Linked DNA regions of Homo sapiens: region 1 is linked to region 2. Evidence: read pairs that join two places in POLR2A ChIA-PET (ENCODE). Cell type or tissue: HepG2. All regions are shown on one strand. Links, peaks and the distances in the headings refer to the core of each region. The heading gives the core; the rest is flanking DNA. Region 1 overlaps ARL5B (ARF like GTPase 5B). Region 2 overlaps NSUN6 (NOP2/Sun RNA methyltransferase 6).

The links. Peaks named below come from ENCODE experiments on the same cell type or tissue, not always from the same donor. Only the 100,000 strongest peaks of a DNase experiment are listed, where the experiment ranks them.
Region 1: POLR2A ChIA-PET joins it to region 2 with 5 read pairs; 7 of 35 experiments call an interaction of 5 or more read pairs at or near these places.

The regions. Positions count from the first base shown.
Region 1 is chr10:18,666,523-18,674,865 of GRCh38, forward strand. It overlaps ARL5B (ARF like GTPase 5B), which reads left to right. Exons shown (of 6, transcript NM_178815.5): 2 at 53-113; 3 at 2,008-2,155; 4 at 6,100-6,183; 5 at 7,462-7,613. Among named protein-coding and RNA genes, the nearest start is that of ARL5B, 11 kb to the left of the region's middle. In HepG2, for the core only: no CTCF peak of the experiment used is centred there; a DNase peak (open chromatin) is centred at 479.
Region 2 is chr10:18,606,520-18,614,862 of GRCh38, forward strand. It overlaps NSUN6 (NOP2/Sun RNA methyltransferase 6), which reads right to left. Exons shown (of 11, transcript NM_182543.5): 5 at 7,941-8,094; 6 at 3,326-3,407. Among named protein-coding and RNA genes, the nearest start is that of NSUN6, 41 kb to the right of the region's middle. In HepG2, for the core only: no CTCF peak of the experiment used is centred there; DNase peaks (open chromatin) are centred at 1,202 and 4,172.

The DNA.
Region 1 (8,343 bases), core at 288-8,287, 60 kb after region 2:
ATTGCAGTAATGCAGTAGTGTTAAATGTTTATGATTTGCTTTCTTTTTGTAGAACACAAAGTAATTATAGTGGGACTGGATAATGCAGGGAAAACCACCATTCTTTACCAATTGTAAGTATGGGTGTTTATTAAACAGTTTTCACTAGTTATTGAAACTAATGTGTTTACAATTAATAAGAGATGCATTATAATAATGACGGAAAAACTTAAATATATGTTTTTTGTTTTTTGTTTTTTTAATTTTACCGAACACAATCTATAGAAAAGTGAGTGAAATAAACATTTGCTAAACCCTTCACAAACACTTATTGTTTTCTGCCCTCGAAAGAAAGAAATTAATATTAAATAAATAAAGCGCATATTAGAAGTGCTGGGGTGAGGTGATAAAGTGGATTTCACTTAGTTCTTACCCCACTTGGGTTTATGTAAATAAATTGATAGCTCTAGGAAGCCATTGCTACCCTCCTGACTAATAGCTTTGGAATTTTTTAACATAGCCAGACTTGTCAAAAGAAATGTGATCACTCCTGAAAATATTGCTGTAGTAGCTTGCAAGAGGGAGAGTCTTGAGACTTTCAGAGAAATCTGTTAATACCTTAGGAAATTTTCACAGCTCATCATTCCACTTGTCAGAGTACCTTCCATTATCCTTTCAATGCCAATGAAATGATAGTATTAAGCAGTAGAAGTGGATCTACCAGGCACTTTAACAAAATAGTTCTACAGTTCTTTGCCCCATTGTGTGGCTCTTACCTCTTCCCACTCATGTTGCATTAGAAGACAGCCATCAGCTCACCAGAAGTACTTCATTAGCCAGTGATTAACGCATTTTTCAGCTACTTTGCTAAAAAGCTACTGACTTAAAGTTTGTTGTTTCAGAGTTGAACAACTACTTGTTTCTCTTGAAAACATTTTCATTCATTGGTGATTATGTGTTTAAATATGAATTAGCTTTTAAACATCACATATAAACATTTCAGAAACCTGTCATCTTTGTTGAAATAATTTTACACATGGCTTCAAAAATATACATAAAACCCAAGAGAATTGCAAGCCTCCTCCAACACAGTAGTGACATGTTACTGGCAAGGGCATATTTGTTGAATTAATTGATTAATGTAGCTTTACCAATGATTATGATAATACGAGGGGTATGAGCATCAGTATTCTAAATATATATATATATATATACACACACACACAAACACACACACACACATATTTGAGACAGAGTTTTGCTCTGTTTCTAAGGGTGGAGTGCAATGGCGTGATCTCCACCTCCCAGGTTCAGGCGGTTCTCCTGCCTCAGCTTCCAGAGTAGCTGGGATTACAAGCGCCCACCACCACGCCCTGCAAATTTTTGTATTTTTAGTAGAGACGAGGCTTCACCATGTTGGTCAGGATGGTCTCAAGTTCTTGACCTCAGGTGATCCACCCAAAGTGCTAGAATTATAGGTGTGAGCCACCACACCTGGCCTTCTAAATATATCTATAGTTAATTTAAATTTTTACTTGCCCATGGTCATCTTTTTAGGACTACTTTAGATTAATATGCCTGAATTAATTTTTGTGACTAAGTCTCAATTTAGACAGTCTTCAAAATTATAGATAGCCTGCTATCCAATATTTGCTATTTTGCAATCACCTAGAAACTTGCTTTTCAGGATGGCATGGGACATTGGGTCTTATCTAACTGATAACAGGGCATGGTGGTATTGGAATTTTTGGCCACAGAAATGCAAATTCACACCACACTGTTTCCTTTCTTTTCCATCAAGCTTGCAATTCCTTCCGTTAAAAAAAAAAACAAACAAGAAACAAGTCTTTCTTCTGGAGTTGTTATCTAGATATTGATTTGCGCAAGTGTTCTCCAGGTTTATAATTTTCATGCTAATGATCACCATCATTGGTGCAGAAGGTTGATTGATCTTAAAAATACAGAGATAAAAGTTGCTTCAGATTCTCAAGATTTACAAGAGCTTTTACGGTGTCTGTTTTTCAACAGCTTAATGAATGAAGTGGTTCATACTTCTCCAACCATAGGAAGCAATGTTGAAGAAATAGTTGTGAAGAACACTCATTTTCTTATGTGGGATATTGGTGGTCAGGAGTCTCTGCGATCATCCTGGAACACATATTACTCAAATACAGAGGTATGCTAAGATGAATTTTGAATTTTAATCCAAAGGTCCCTAGAGTAAACATAGAAAGTAATTAGGCTGCACCTGGGCGTATTGACAGTTGCCTTTTTTTTTTTTTTTTTTAAGACGGAGTCTTGCTCTGTCGCCAGGCTAGAGTGCAGTGGAGTGATCTTGGCTCGCTGCAAGCTCCGCCTGCTGAGTTCAAGCCATTCTCCTGCCTCAGCCTCCCAAATAGCAGGAATTACAGGCGAGTGCCACCACACCCGGCTAATTTTTGTATGTTTAGTAGAGACCGGGGTTTCACCATATTGATCAGGTTGGTCTTGAATTCGGGACCTCGTGATCCACCCTCCTTGGCCTCCCAAAGTGCTGGGATTACAGGCTTGAGCCACCGTGGCCGGCCTTTTAATAAGATCCTTTTTTGTAGGGAATTTGGGTTTCCTTTTTTTAAAAAATAAATAAATAAAAATTTCATAAATGAGACTTAAGAATTTGGGTTTTCGAATAAAAGAAAAGGCAAATAGAAAGATTGTTTGGAGCTATTATTACTTGAGTGCTTACTGTTTGGCCAGGTTCTCTCCATTCATCTTCACAAGATTTTCATGTCTCCAGGGTTGGAGAGATCTGACACGTGGAGATATTATGTAGGTTTCCCCAAGATCTCACAACTTTCTAAGAGACCCTGACCGGTGGAGGAATAAAATATTTTATTAATTTAAAAATTTTTTATACCATGAACATTCAAAATGTTGGTAGATTTTTTTTTAATTAGAAAAAAGTAGATTTGCAAATCATCTCTCAAAGTTCTCTGCCACTTATGAGTTCAGAGCTAACTTGGGGAACAAACCTGGATATATTCATGTTCTATTTCTGCTTTTATTTCTTATTAGAGGCAGATTTTTTTAAAAGCCATTCAATGTAGTTTAGAGAGATTTATCCTTGATAGTATGATTTCACAATTGCATCCATTTAATTGTTCTTTGCAAAGAAGTACACCTAACCAATTATTTTTTTCTAAAATGAAACCTTTTAAAAATTGGAGTTGGGCCAGACACGGTGGCTCACGCCTGTAATCCCAGCACTTTGGGAGGCCGAGGCGGGTGGATCATGAGGTCAGGAGATTGAGGCCATCCTGGCTAACACAGGTGAAACCCCGTCTCTACTAAAAATACAAAAAACTAGCCGGGCGTGGTGGGGCAGACTTGTAGTCCCCAGCTACTCAGGAGGCTGAGGCAGGAGAATCGCTTGAACCCAGGAGGCAGAGTTTGCAGTGAGCCGAGGTGGCACCACTGCACTCCAGCCTGGGTGACAAAACGAGACTCTTATCTCAAAAAAAAAAAAAAAAAAAATTGGAGTTGGAAGGGAAGAGGTAGAAAAGGATATAATATGAATAATTTTTGGTGAACAAAGTTGCCTCTTTAAAAAACATGTATTGTTCTAGATTTATATTATAATAGCATGTGTGTATGTGTGTATATATTCCAATGCAACGTGTAAGTAAACAAAGATGGCGTATCATAGATAATCAGAACTTGTGGTAGCACTGAATTATTTTATTGGGTATGCAGAAGCTGTAAGCAAATAATATAGTTAAAGGGTAGCTTATACATTTATACAGTAAAATAATGTTCTGAAACTAGAATAAGTTAGAAAGTAAGGGAAGGGCCAGGCGCAGTGGCTCACTTCTGTAATCCCAGCACTTTGGTAGGCCGAGGTGGGCAGATTGCTTGAGGCCAGGAGTTCAAGACCAGCATGGCCAACATGGCAAAACCCCATCTCTACTAAAAATACAAAAATTAGCCAGGCATGGTGGCATGTGCCTGTAGTCCCAGCTACTCCAGAGGCTGAGGCATGAGAATCGCTTGAACCTGGGAGGCGGAGGTGGCAGTGAGCTGAGATAGCACCACTGCACTCCAGCCTGGGTGGCAGAGTCTCGCTCTCTCTCAAAAAAAAAGAAAAGAAAGTAAGGGACAAATGACATTGTAGCATATGATTAATTTAAACATCAGAGCTGTTAGTAGTTTTAAGCTCACAGTTAACTCCAGCTGTGAAAAGGGCAGTTATCATTGATGAATAGGTCAAAGTTGATTCTAGTGAATCCATATGTACTTAAAGTGTGTCGAAAGGGTAGTTCTTGAAGTGACTGAAACTCTGGAGGACTTAGCATGGGTCCAGAAAGAGATATCCATTACTGATGCCATTTGCATGAAACGTTCTTTTAATAAGTGATCTCTACAAGAATATCAAAATTACTACAAAGAACAGTGGCGCCTGTCACTTTGCATTTTGAAAATTCTTCACGTGGAAGAGTCCCCCAAAAGCGGTAGTATGTCCATTATAATACAAGAAGTTACAGGTATTAAGTAATTATTGACACCTTCCTCTCATTAACTCACAGTTGTTTCCCATATTCTGTTGATTCCTCCTTTGCCACGCGACATTCTTTCCGTTTATTCCCTTCTAAGCCCAACTCAGTTTATATTCAGATTAGTTGTCTGTTTCCCTAATTTTATTTATTTTTGTTTTTTATTTATTTATTTTTTTGAGATGGAGTCTCAGTCTGTCACCCAGGCTGGAGAGCAGTGCAGCCTCCGCCTCCCAGGTTCAAAGGATTCTCCTCCCTCAGCCTCCGAAGTAGCAGGGACTACAGTACACACCACCACACCTGGCTGATTTTTGTGTTTTTAATAGAGACAGGGTTTCACCATGTTGGCCAGGTTGGTCTTGAACTGTCCTCAAGTGATATGCCCACCTCGGCCTACCAAAGTGCTGGGATTACAGGTGTGAGCCACTGCACCTAGCCTGTTTCCCTAATTTTAAAGTCATCTCTGTAATCTAATTCTACCCTTCATGTCTCAGTTTATTTTGCATCTATCTCCTGCTGTAATAACATCATTTCATCTCATTTCTTAACTTTTTATTCTGTATACAGTGTTCAGCTTAAGGGTGCTTTTTCGCTGTATCATCTCCTCCATCTCCTCCTCCTCCTCCCCCTCACCCACCCCCCACATTTTTTAAAAAATGAGTTAGGGCCTCTCTCTCACCCAGGCTGGAGTGTAGTTGCATGATTCTCAGTACAGCCTCAACTTCCTAGGCTCAAAGCAGTCCTCCCACCTTAGCCTCCCAAGTAGGTGGGACTATGTGCATGGCTAATTTTTATTTTTTGTAGAGAGACAGGTTCTCACTATGTTGCCCAAGCTAGTCTCAAACTCCTGGGCTCAAGCAGTCATCCCACCTCACCTCCCAGAGTGCTGGGATTATATGTGTGTGAGCCACAATGCCTGGCCTATATCTTCTTATTTTTTAATATGCAAACTCCCTTTTTTCATGTATAGCTTTACCAACAGATTTCTCCTCTTTTTTCTGGTGTCTTGCCTTTATTTAATTTCACCTGAATCTCCAGTATATAATGCCTAAGTATATATGTTTCAATCTGGAGCATTTATGGTGGATACTGTTTTATAAAATTGTCTTATTTTTAAAATGCATTTATCTTTTTCTTTCAAACTAGCTTTTCTTTCTAAGAGTTAGGAGATTGTGGTATACACAAGTAAGCAATTATTGACTGTTTAGATGAATGATAATGGAGTACTTTGAAGTTTTAGTGAAAAATATTATTGAAATTAGTGTAAGTTTCTTTTCAAAAATTGCTTTTTACTACCAGCATTTGAAAACAAATCATAGTATTATGTATTCGGGCATCACTTAAAATAAAACAAGTGGGGCACAGTTTTTATTTGTTGAAGCTATGAGTTATTTTCTTACTGTTAACATTTGGATTTTACTGCTTGATGTGGTTCAGTATTATAAAAGCTGTTTATGGTGAAAAAGCAGTAGATGTTTTATAGTAATGATGATGCCATGTAGAGAAAGTACTTAGATTACTTGAGTAGTTTTACAGAAAACTTTTCAGCATCCCATTCAATTTTCTGTCTTTCCTTTTAATTTTCTTCTAGTTCATCATTCTTGTTGTTGATAGCATTGACAGGGAACGACTAGCTATTACAAAAGAAGAATTATACAGAATGTTGGCTCATGAGGTAAATTTTTAAAGTAAATCTTTAAAAAACAGTGTAGTAAAGTATCTGTACGTTGCCTTTGCTTTTTTGCAAAGATTAATGTGATATGATGTTGGCTATTTTATGATTAACACAACTTTATGTACTAAACTGATGAAAGTCTTGAGGTAAAAAAAAATGTTCATTACTTTTTCAAACTTAAAAAACCCTAACACATTAATTTGTAGATTACTACTGTTATTGTAAAAATTTTTCAAAGCTAAAGTTACTTAAGCATGCCTTTAAAAGTCTGATAAATTGAGATAAGCAAAAGGAAAACTTAAGGGTCTTTTCCCCAAAAGTTTCAATAACTGAAAGGTTTTTTTTTTGTTTTTTGTTTTTGTTTTTGTTTTTTTTGAGACGGAGTCTTGCTCTGTTGCCCAGGCTGGAGTACCGTGGCGCGATCTTGGCTCACTGCAACCTCCGCCTCCTGGGTTCAAGCAGTTCTCTGCCTCAGCCTCCCGAGTAGCTGGGATTACAGGAACCCGCCACCACGCCTGGTTAATTTTTGTATTTTTAGTAGAGACAGGATTTCACCATCTTCGCCAGCCTGGCCTTGAATTCCTGATGTCGTTATCCGCCTGCCTCAGCCTCCCAAAGTGCTGGGATTACAGGTGTGAGCCACTGTGCCTGGCCTGTATTCCATGTTTTTCAAACTTATACTATATAATATATATCTTTCTGAATCTTGCTCTTTTTGTACAACATTGTGACTTATCCATGATAATATATTCTGATTATCCATCTTAATATGTACTGCTTTCGTTCATTCCTTTTAACAACTGTATAGTTTTCCACAGTATGAGTATATCACAATCTATTCTTCTAATGTTTTCATAGTATAAACAATGCTGAAATGAATATTAACCAATGACCTTATGTTATACAAAGACTAGTAAGTAATAAGTATTGCCCAGCTCCCACCACCAGTACTCTTAAGTTTTGGATAAACTCTAGTATTTGGCAACATACTACCATATTTGCCTATTAGAATATTAATTATGTATTTTTGAGTCAGTATTTAAAATTCAGGTGTATTTTTTTTTTTCAGTTTGACCAGTTCGACTCAAAAATAAAAAATAATTATTTAATATTAATCTGTTGGAATGAATAATGAAATTACGGGTATTTGAGATTATTTTTATGTTAAATACTAGTGCCCGATTATGTTAAAGTAGAAGCACTTCATTATAACTGTTCAGCTGGGTAAATTTAAATTGTGGTATTTCACATATTAGAAATATTTTGTCTTGATTGCAGGATTTACGGAAGGCTGCAGTCCTTATCTTTGCAAATAAACAGGATATGAAAGGGTGTATGACAGCAGCTGAAATCTCGAAATACCTCACCCTTAGTTCAATTAAGGATCATCCATGGCACATTCAATCCTGCTGTGCTCTCACAGGAGAAGGGTAAGTTCATCCGTCTGAGGGGAGGTATGACTTCTTTCAAATTTCTTCCAACTTTTTAGGCCAACTTGTTTTCTTCATGGGTCCTGTTCCTTTTCTGTTTGTTTGTTCTTAATTAAAGGTGACTTTTATAATGTGTCTCAGGCTTACAACCTAGAAATAATTCTAGTAAAATCACTGGCAACTTAAAAACTTTTAATGTAAATATAATGTTTTACCAAAAAGCAATAAACTATTGAATTGAGTTTTCATAATCCAAATTTTTTTCTTTGTTGCCTTTATCATATACTGAGAAAAAAACTGTAATGTCACCTTTCTTTTAAAAAGGAAGCTTGAAAGAAATTTCACATTTTCTGCAAGGACTTAAACCTGAGCTCTCAGCTTTCTGCAAGAGTATGTCTTCTTTATTATTAGGAGGTCTTTTGGGAGGCATATTTCCAGACAATAAACAGTTGAGACAAATGCCACATGGTCTATTCTTCCATCTCTAACAATTTGAATGTGGGTATTAGGCCAAGAAGAACCGAATGTTATTTAAGTATTATCCTGTTTATATCAGAGAACTTATCCTCAAATCAACCTCACCTTCTTAGTTTTTCTCTTAGTATTTATCAGAAATAGCTTGCAGTAATAGCTGTGTGTAGGCCTTTTTGACTCATACTTTTAAGACTGAGTCTAAGTATTCCATTCTTTAGAATTGAGGAGGATAAGGTGAAGTTGCTATTGACTTTCT
Region 2 (8,343 bases), core at 156-8,155:
GTGATATTCACAGCATTTGGAGCTACGTACCTAACATTCATAACGTAGTAACACACCAGTGTTGGTTTCTAAGCTGTATCAAATGTACCATGGTAGTATATTACCCTTAGGAGAAACTGGGTGAAGGGTATATAGAAATGACTGTCTTTGCAAATCTATAATTCTAAAATTCTATTCTGTAATTCTGAAATTATTCTTAAATAAAAACTTTTCAACCTGATGAGAGGAAGTAGAAAAAAAATCTTTATTAAAAAGAAAATCCAGGAATAGACTCTAGGTACCCATATTACAAGTTTTTCAAGTGATTTGATACATACAAATTCACTGCAGTCTTGGTCAACGGTGTTATTAAATTATAGAATTTGTGGGATAATGAGGCTCCCTGTGTTGGCTGAGACCTATGAAAGGCTTGGGCATCTTCCATATTAGATCTAAGTTAATCAATCCCTGAAACCAAAATGAAAACTGCAAATTATGGCTACCAAGAGCTTCTTAGCTGTTAGAGAAGCATGGATACTGACAAAAGCAAAAATAATTTTCAATATATTATTAAAGTATCAGCATCTATTGCAATGATTTAACACTATTGAAAAGCATTTTCATTTAGATGATGCCTCTCACATGATGTACTTTCAGGGACTGTCATTTAATCCACTTTATAGTCACTTAAGCATTCAAGTATGTTTGCCTGAAAACAAAGGCAACTTCTTGAAACATTTCAAATGCGTTTTATATTACTATTATATGTAAATGTGAAACTTGTTCTATTTGTGAGAATCATTATGTATGTAAAAATTCAAGGATAATTATCAATTTTTAAAATTCCACATTCTTCTTAAACTTACTCTTCTGCACATTCTTTCAAAATTTTCCTTAGAGAAATGAATATCACCTGGTTCTGGTCTGCATTGAATTAAGCTATTTAGATTTTATGGATCAGGTAAGACCCAGTTAAGAATCTGGTAGTTCTGAACCAGCTTGAAAAGGAAGTTATAACACAAAAAGATCAACTAACTAAACACTGACCACAGAGTTTTTGGGAAACCGTCAAAGAAACTGAGAAATTTAATGTAATATATGAATTGCTTAAAGCCCTTACCCCCTGAACTTGGAACTCAGTACATCTAAATTAGGACCCAAGAACTGCATTTTCAAAAGGCCCTGCTGGTGACTCAGATGCAGATCTTCCAAGGGTTACATCTGGAGCATTGGCATGGGGCCAAGAATACAGGCTTGAAATCAGAAAGACCTGAATGCAAATTTTGACTCTGCAAATTTTTACCTATGCAGCACACAACAAACTACTCCTTTAATCACTGAAAAACTACTAATACCTACTACAGGCTATGCACTTTACTTTTCTAAGCCTCTATTTCCTTATCTATGAAATTGAAGGTTTGTAAGAAGTAAATGAAATAATATATGTAAAACACTCAGCTCAGTACATGGACTACAATAAGCAGTCAGTGTTAGCTGTGATTACCATTAGCATCCCTTATAAGTTTCAATGGCCATCAGAAACTGGCCATCAAAATAGATTACATGAAATAAAACAGCTTTCACTAGAGAAATGACAAAAAGTTAAACTCTGCCCTCAGATGCAAAAGCTTCATTCTGGCAGGAAATTCTTATGTCCCTTGCTATTCAGTGACAAAGAATATGGCTCTATGGTAGTCTGGACAGTATGAATCACAAAATGACTCACAATATTTCATAAAGTCATCATTAAACTGATTTTAAGGTGAAGGAGTGCAGCTATAGATAGCAAAAAAGTGTAAAAAGAAAATCTGCACTATACTAGATTTCTCTTTTTATAAAGTCAAAACTAAATAATGACCAGGCATGGTGGCTTATGCCTGTAATCCCAGAACTTTGGAAGGCCAAAACGGGAGGATCACTTGAACTCAGGAATTCAAGACCAGCCTGGACAATACGGCAAAACCCCATCTCTACTAAAAATACAAAAAATTAGCAGGGTGCGGTGGCGCATGCTGTAGTCCCAGCTACCCAGGAGGCTGAGGTGGGAGGAGGATCACCTGAGCCTGGGAGGTCAAGGCTGCAGTGAGCCAAGATGATGCCACTGCACTCGAGCCTGCGTGACAGAGTAAGATCCTGTCTCAAAAAAAAAAAAAAAAACCACTGTAAATTATGAGATGAGCAGGTACTGTCAAACCAAAGAGAAAACTAACATTGCATTAAACATTATTAACTGGAAGGAGTGCAGGTATCACTAGCAATGACTCAGGGCTACGTTGCCAAATGAACACAAGTGTTTGAAAATGAATTACATAATAAACAAGCACAAAAAAACTCCACTGAAACTAAAATTAGCAAACGAAAATTCCCAAAATGATTCATAAACAATTGTATGTTAGGTTATATATCCTAATGTGTTAGAACATCACCAATGTGCAAATAGATAATAATAAACGTCCGTTGTTCTGTTTGTTCACACCAGAAATAATCCCTGAATTCATAAAATGTCTGTGGGCTAAATACTGGGCAAAGGCCAGGTACGGTGGCTCACACCTATAATTCCAACACTTTGGGAGGCCAAGGCAGGAGGATCACTTGAGGCCACGAGTTTGAGACCAGCCTGGGCCACAAAGTGAGACCCCATCTCTACAAAAACATCAAAAAAATGAGTGGGGCATAGTAGTGCACACCTGTGGTCCCAACTATTTGCGAGGCTAAGGCAGGAAGATCGCTTGAGCCCAGGAGTTTGAGGTTACAGTGAGCTACGATTGTACCACTGCACTCCAGCCTAGACAACAGAGTGAGAGCCTGTCTCAAAATAATAATAATAATTATTATTATTACTGGACAGAGAAGGTGGGGCAGCACACAACATTTGGACTTAGGTTTGAGTTCAGATACCACCAGTTACCAGGAGTGTGACATAGGCCAAGAGTCCTAACAGATCTGTTCTTCAGTAACTTCATCTTATATTGTGAATTATAATAATACTACCAAACCAGCAGACTATAACAAGTCAAATGATTTACTAATGGAACACCACACATGTATATCAAATGCATGCAATATTCAGGGATTAGTATTTTGAGATGGAAAGCAGTCATTTTAATCAGTTATTAAATCACCTTTGGGCAAAGAAAGATAGAAAAAGTAGTTTAAAAATCAAATGAGAAAAAGAAAAGAAAGGAGAATGCTTGTAAAGTTTTTTCTTACTGCTTAACCAAAGGTAGATCAGTGTATGTAAGTAGACCACAGAAAAAATCTTAAATTTTAAAATATCCTAGATTTCAAATAATTCACTGATGTATGTTTCAATGTCACTAAATATTTTACTTTTATACATACTTACTTGTAAAAATAAGTAACGGGGCAGTACACTGTCAAATGAAGGGCTGAGATATACTGGTTCTGTCATTCTTATGCCCATGCCTCTGAAAAATAGGAAATCTAACATTAGTCTGTATAAATTCCATGGTCTATACAAACTATGTTTCCAGAAACGTTCTCCAATAGCCTGTCAAACATAAGATGCTCTATCTTTTTAAGAACTATTTTGGCTCAAGCCTGTAATCCCAGCACTTTGGGAGGCAGAGGTGGGAGGATCACTTGAGGTCAGGAGTTCAAGACCAGCCCGACCAACATGGAGAAACCCTGTCTCTACTAAAAATACAAAAAATTAGCCAAGCGTGGTGACAGGCTGTAGTGGTGACAGGTGACAGGTGAGGAGCTGTAATCCCAGCTCCTCAGGAGGCTGAGACAGGAGAATCACTTGAACCTGGGAGGCAGAGGTTGCAGTGAGCCAAGATCGCGCCATTGCACTCCAGCCTGGGCGTCAAGAGTGAAACTCCGTCTCAAAAAAAAAGAACTCTTTTTATTAAACAACAAAATACATAAAGTAGTCCTGTGAATTGTTTTTGAATTTTTACCTGCAGAATACGAAGCCATCAGAACTAAAAAGGAAAAAGTTACATAAATTTTTCATTTAAGCACAAATGTGTTTCTGTAGAGATTTGAACAGACTAAAAAGCAAATACCACCTCATTCTTTACTACTTCCTGTCAGCTCTTTATAGAATAATTGCCTGGTACTGACACAATCCCAAGGATAACCTTTTCCACCTTTGTCCCATTTTAGGAGTGGCATTGAAAATGATCAGAGCAGGAAGGGCCAGGACTCAGATGGCCTGGTGGAGAATGACTCATCAAGACAAACATCACAATCTCAGAGATGTTGTCAGAGGCTACTGAAGCAGAGAAAGAACACGCAAATCCTGTCAGACAAAGCCAAGCCTGGCCTTGTGTGTCAGGCCAAAGCAGACAAAGCAAGCGAAAGGAGAAACATGGAGAAATTCAAAGAGTTCTGGGGATTAGGACGGCACAGAAAAAAGTATAGTCTCATTAAAAGGGAAGTATAAAAATCAGGATTTAAGCCGGCACAGTGGCTTATGCCTGTAATCCCAGCACTTTGAGAGACTGGCACAGGAGGATCACTTGAGGTCAGAAGTTTGACAGCAGCCTGGGCAACATCTCTACATAAAATTTAAAAAATTACAAAGGCATGGTGGAGTGTACCTGTAGTCAGTCCTGGCTACTCGGGAGACTGAAATGGAGGGATCCCTTGAACCCAGGAGTTGGAGGATGCAGTGAGTTAGCATCCCGCCACTGCACTCCAGCCTGGGCAACGAGCACCCAAATAAATAAAATTTTTAAAAAAATTTTTTTTAAAAATCATAACTTATACCTAGTTTAAGGGTACAATCCAAGGAGAGTCCCATTAGGACTCCATTAGGATGAGCAAAGATAAAGTCTTAGAAGCAGTATGGCAGACAAGTTCATAGCTAGCTTATGGAACAGTTTATGAGTTGATCTTGGCAGACATGCATCTACATGCATGTGTAGATAGATGGTGTGTACTCTATCTAATGTTGGCAGGATAAGTTTATGTTGGTCTTTAGAGTAAAATAACGTCAGTAGATACCCGTGGACTATTACTGAAATGGTATGACTATAAACTCCCCTCGGTTTTGTTGTTGGTTTTATTTATTTATTTTCAGACACAGGGTCTCACTCTGTCACGCAGGCTGGAGCGCAGTGGCACAATCATAGCTCACTGCAGCCTCTAACTACTGGGTTCAAGTGATCCTCCCAACTTAGCCTCCCCAGTAGCTGCGACTACAGGCACACACCACCATGCCAGGTAAGTGTGTGTGTGGACAGAGTCTCACTATGGTGTGTGTGTGTGTGTGTGTGTGTGTCTGTGTGTGTACAGTCTCACTATGTTGCCCAGACTGGCATCAAACACCTAGACTCAAGTGATCCTCCTGCCTTAGCTTCCGGAGTTCCTGGAATAACGGGTATGAGCCACCATGCCTGGCGCCCTCAGTTCTAACAGCATTTAGCATACAATAAATGCTGACTCCTTTTCTTCCTCTTCTCATCCCTTTACTACCTTACTCATTTGTTTACCACTTGAAATCCATGAATGTACACTTTTAATCAGAGGTAAAACTCAGTTGCTGCTCCAGTCAGGACCAAATCAAACCACTGTATCCACTTCCAAGGCAAATATCCCCTGCTCCTGAGCAGAAAATATACAAACGAAGCTTCTGAAATGTCACTGACTCACATTTGAAAGCCAGTCCTGGCTGGGTGTGGCGTCTCATCCCTATAATCTTAGCACTTTGGGAGGCCAAGGTGGAGAACTGCTTGAGACCAGAATTCAAGACCAGACTGGGCAACATGGCAAGACCCCCATTTCTATGAAAAAAAAATTAAAATATCAGCTGATCATGGTGTCATGTGCCTATAGTACTAGCTACTCAGAGGCTGAAGTAGGAGGATCACTTGAGCTCAGGAATTCAAGGTTATAGTGAGCTTTCATCACACCACTCCAGCCTTAATGACAGAGCGAGACCCTATTTCTAAAAGAAAAAAGCAAAGTCAGTCCTTTGTTGTGACACCTGGTACTCTTACCTTGATCAATACCCAGAATCTACAACTATTATTGAAAATCTTGAATTCCATAGTCTGATCACTCCATAATTTAAATGACTTTCTGACTTGCAGGACTCCAGTCCTCTAAAAAATACTGAAACTTGAAAATGTTCATGCCTGTCTTCCTAACTCAGTTCCTAACTACTACTTTAGATTCTGGTGCTCTTCGACTATCTCCTTCTGACCACGCCTACCAGAACAAGTGAGTGCTATAAATCACTGAACTTAACATAACGAAGAATAATTTAAGCCAATTATTATTCAGGTATGAGATTACATGTTTCTTTAAAAAATACTTTTGTAGCCACATATCTCCATATAATAATGCAAAGTACAAGATTGCGTATGTTAACACAGTCTGTTAGTAAATTAATCTGCCTCCGTGAATCTATGAATGATTCAACCCACCTGGAATTCAAGAAAGCAAAGGACTCAAATTCACTAACTGAATAGCAATTGTACCATTAGTTGTGTTGGTTTAAAATTTTTTAAGGAATATAAATAAGAAACAGGGTGTACATGTAGCATTTCTGTTATAGCAGCCTGCTTCTTCCACCGGAAGAGACAAAACTTCCAACAGTATAACTGAATAAATTGAGTTTAAAAACCAATTTTTTTTTCTTTTTTTGAAATTCTGAAGTCTCACTGTGTCACCCAGGCTGGAGTGCAGTGGTGCAATCTTGGGCTCACTGCAACCCCCCGGGTTCAAGCGATTCTCCTGCCTCAGCATCCTGAGTAGCTGCGATTACAAGCACCTACCACCACACCTAGCTTATTTCTGTATTTTTAGTATAGATGGGCTTTCACCGTGTTGGCCAGGCTGGTCTCGAACTCCTGACCTCAAGTGATCCGCCCACCTTGGCCTCTCAAAGTGCTGGAATTACAGGAGTGAGCCACCACGCCCGGCCAAAGGGTGGCTGAAAGTTGGTTGCCTCCTAACTTCCACCAACAAAAAATTATTCAGAACATTGTTCAGAAAACATTATTCAGCACGATAACTGGAACAACATCAAATAACCTAAAAGAATGAAAAGTATACCATTAACAATGAACTAATGGAGGCAGTCAAAATATCAATTACCAATTACAGGTCCAAAGATAAACACAGCAGATATATGCACATAATCTTTATATTCATGAAGCCTTCTAAAAAGAATAAAATCTTTGTTCTTGGCCATTTGGAAAGTGCTGCTACCTAGATCTAGGGAATCCAACAGTCAACTTCTTCAGAAGAACGAATGAATTTCAATTACAAACCCAAACTGTTGCAACATGAAAAACTGTTCCACCAATTAGGGATATCGTCCAATTCTAAAGGGAGAAATTCACAGCTTTCAGCATGTCTATGTCAGCCATGAACTTTGGAGTAATGGAGCTGTCCACAGAACTCAAAAAGCCTGAAAAAACTAAGTAAAATAAGAGCCTGGATTTTTCCACCAATTTATTTAGGGCCACTAGCAACCAGGAATGATTTAGAACAGACTATATTTTAATTTAGTTTGAACAAACCTAAACATTCATTTTTAAACACAAATATTCATGTGAGTGCTAGGTTTCTGGTAAAATTTATTTTTAATTAAAAAATATGTTTAATTTATATTAAAATCAAACTTTTTCTGACAAATAAGAACGTTAAAAATGATCTGGATAGATCATCTAATTCTTTCTCCATCATAATGCACTGTTTTTCAAAGATGCAAAATATTTTGAAAAAAATAAAATTCAGAAGGACAAGTAAAATTATTTGACAATTAAAATGTAACTGGTTGCTTAATGAGGCTCTTTAATTTGATCAGTTACCCTTTTTGACCAAACATCATGGAAATATGGGTTTAAACAATTTTTTTCCAGTTGGATTTATACCAAAAAAAAAAATTTCATATAATGCAACTAGATACATTTTACATTATTTTTAATTTTCATTGACCCACAAAAAGGATGCTGATTTCCCCAAAGCACCTGATGACATACTTCAGTTCAGGTAATCCACTGAAGATTTCTTTGCGGCTTAGTTCAGAAATCCCATTTCCAAGAAATACTTTTGTTCCATCAAATTCTTTGGCTCCTTTCTTACATTTTCCTTTAATATCAGAGTATACAGAAATAACATCTCCAGCTTTCATAACTAGAGAAAGAAGAAAATCAGATTACACTGATTTATACTTTGGCAGAAGAATCGTGAAAATTATTTGAGCTAGATCGGTGATCTCTAGAGGCATCAATAGTGGGCATGAAGCAGTTCAAACTTGCTCATTACCTCAATCTTTAATAGAAAATCTGACTTTTTACTTTAAAATATTCCATAACAATAAAACTCACTAAAGAATCTTTTTCAGTGAAAACAAAGAAATAAAATAGCTTCAAAACATCCTAC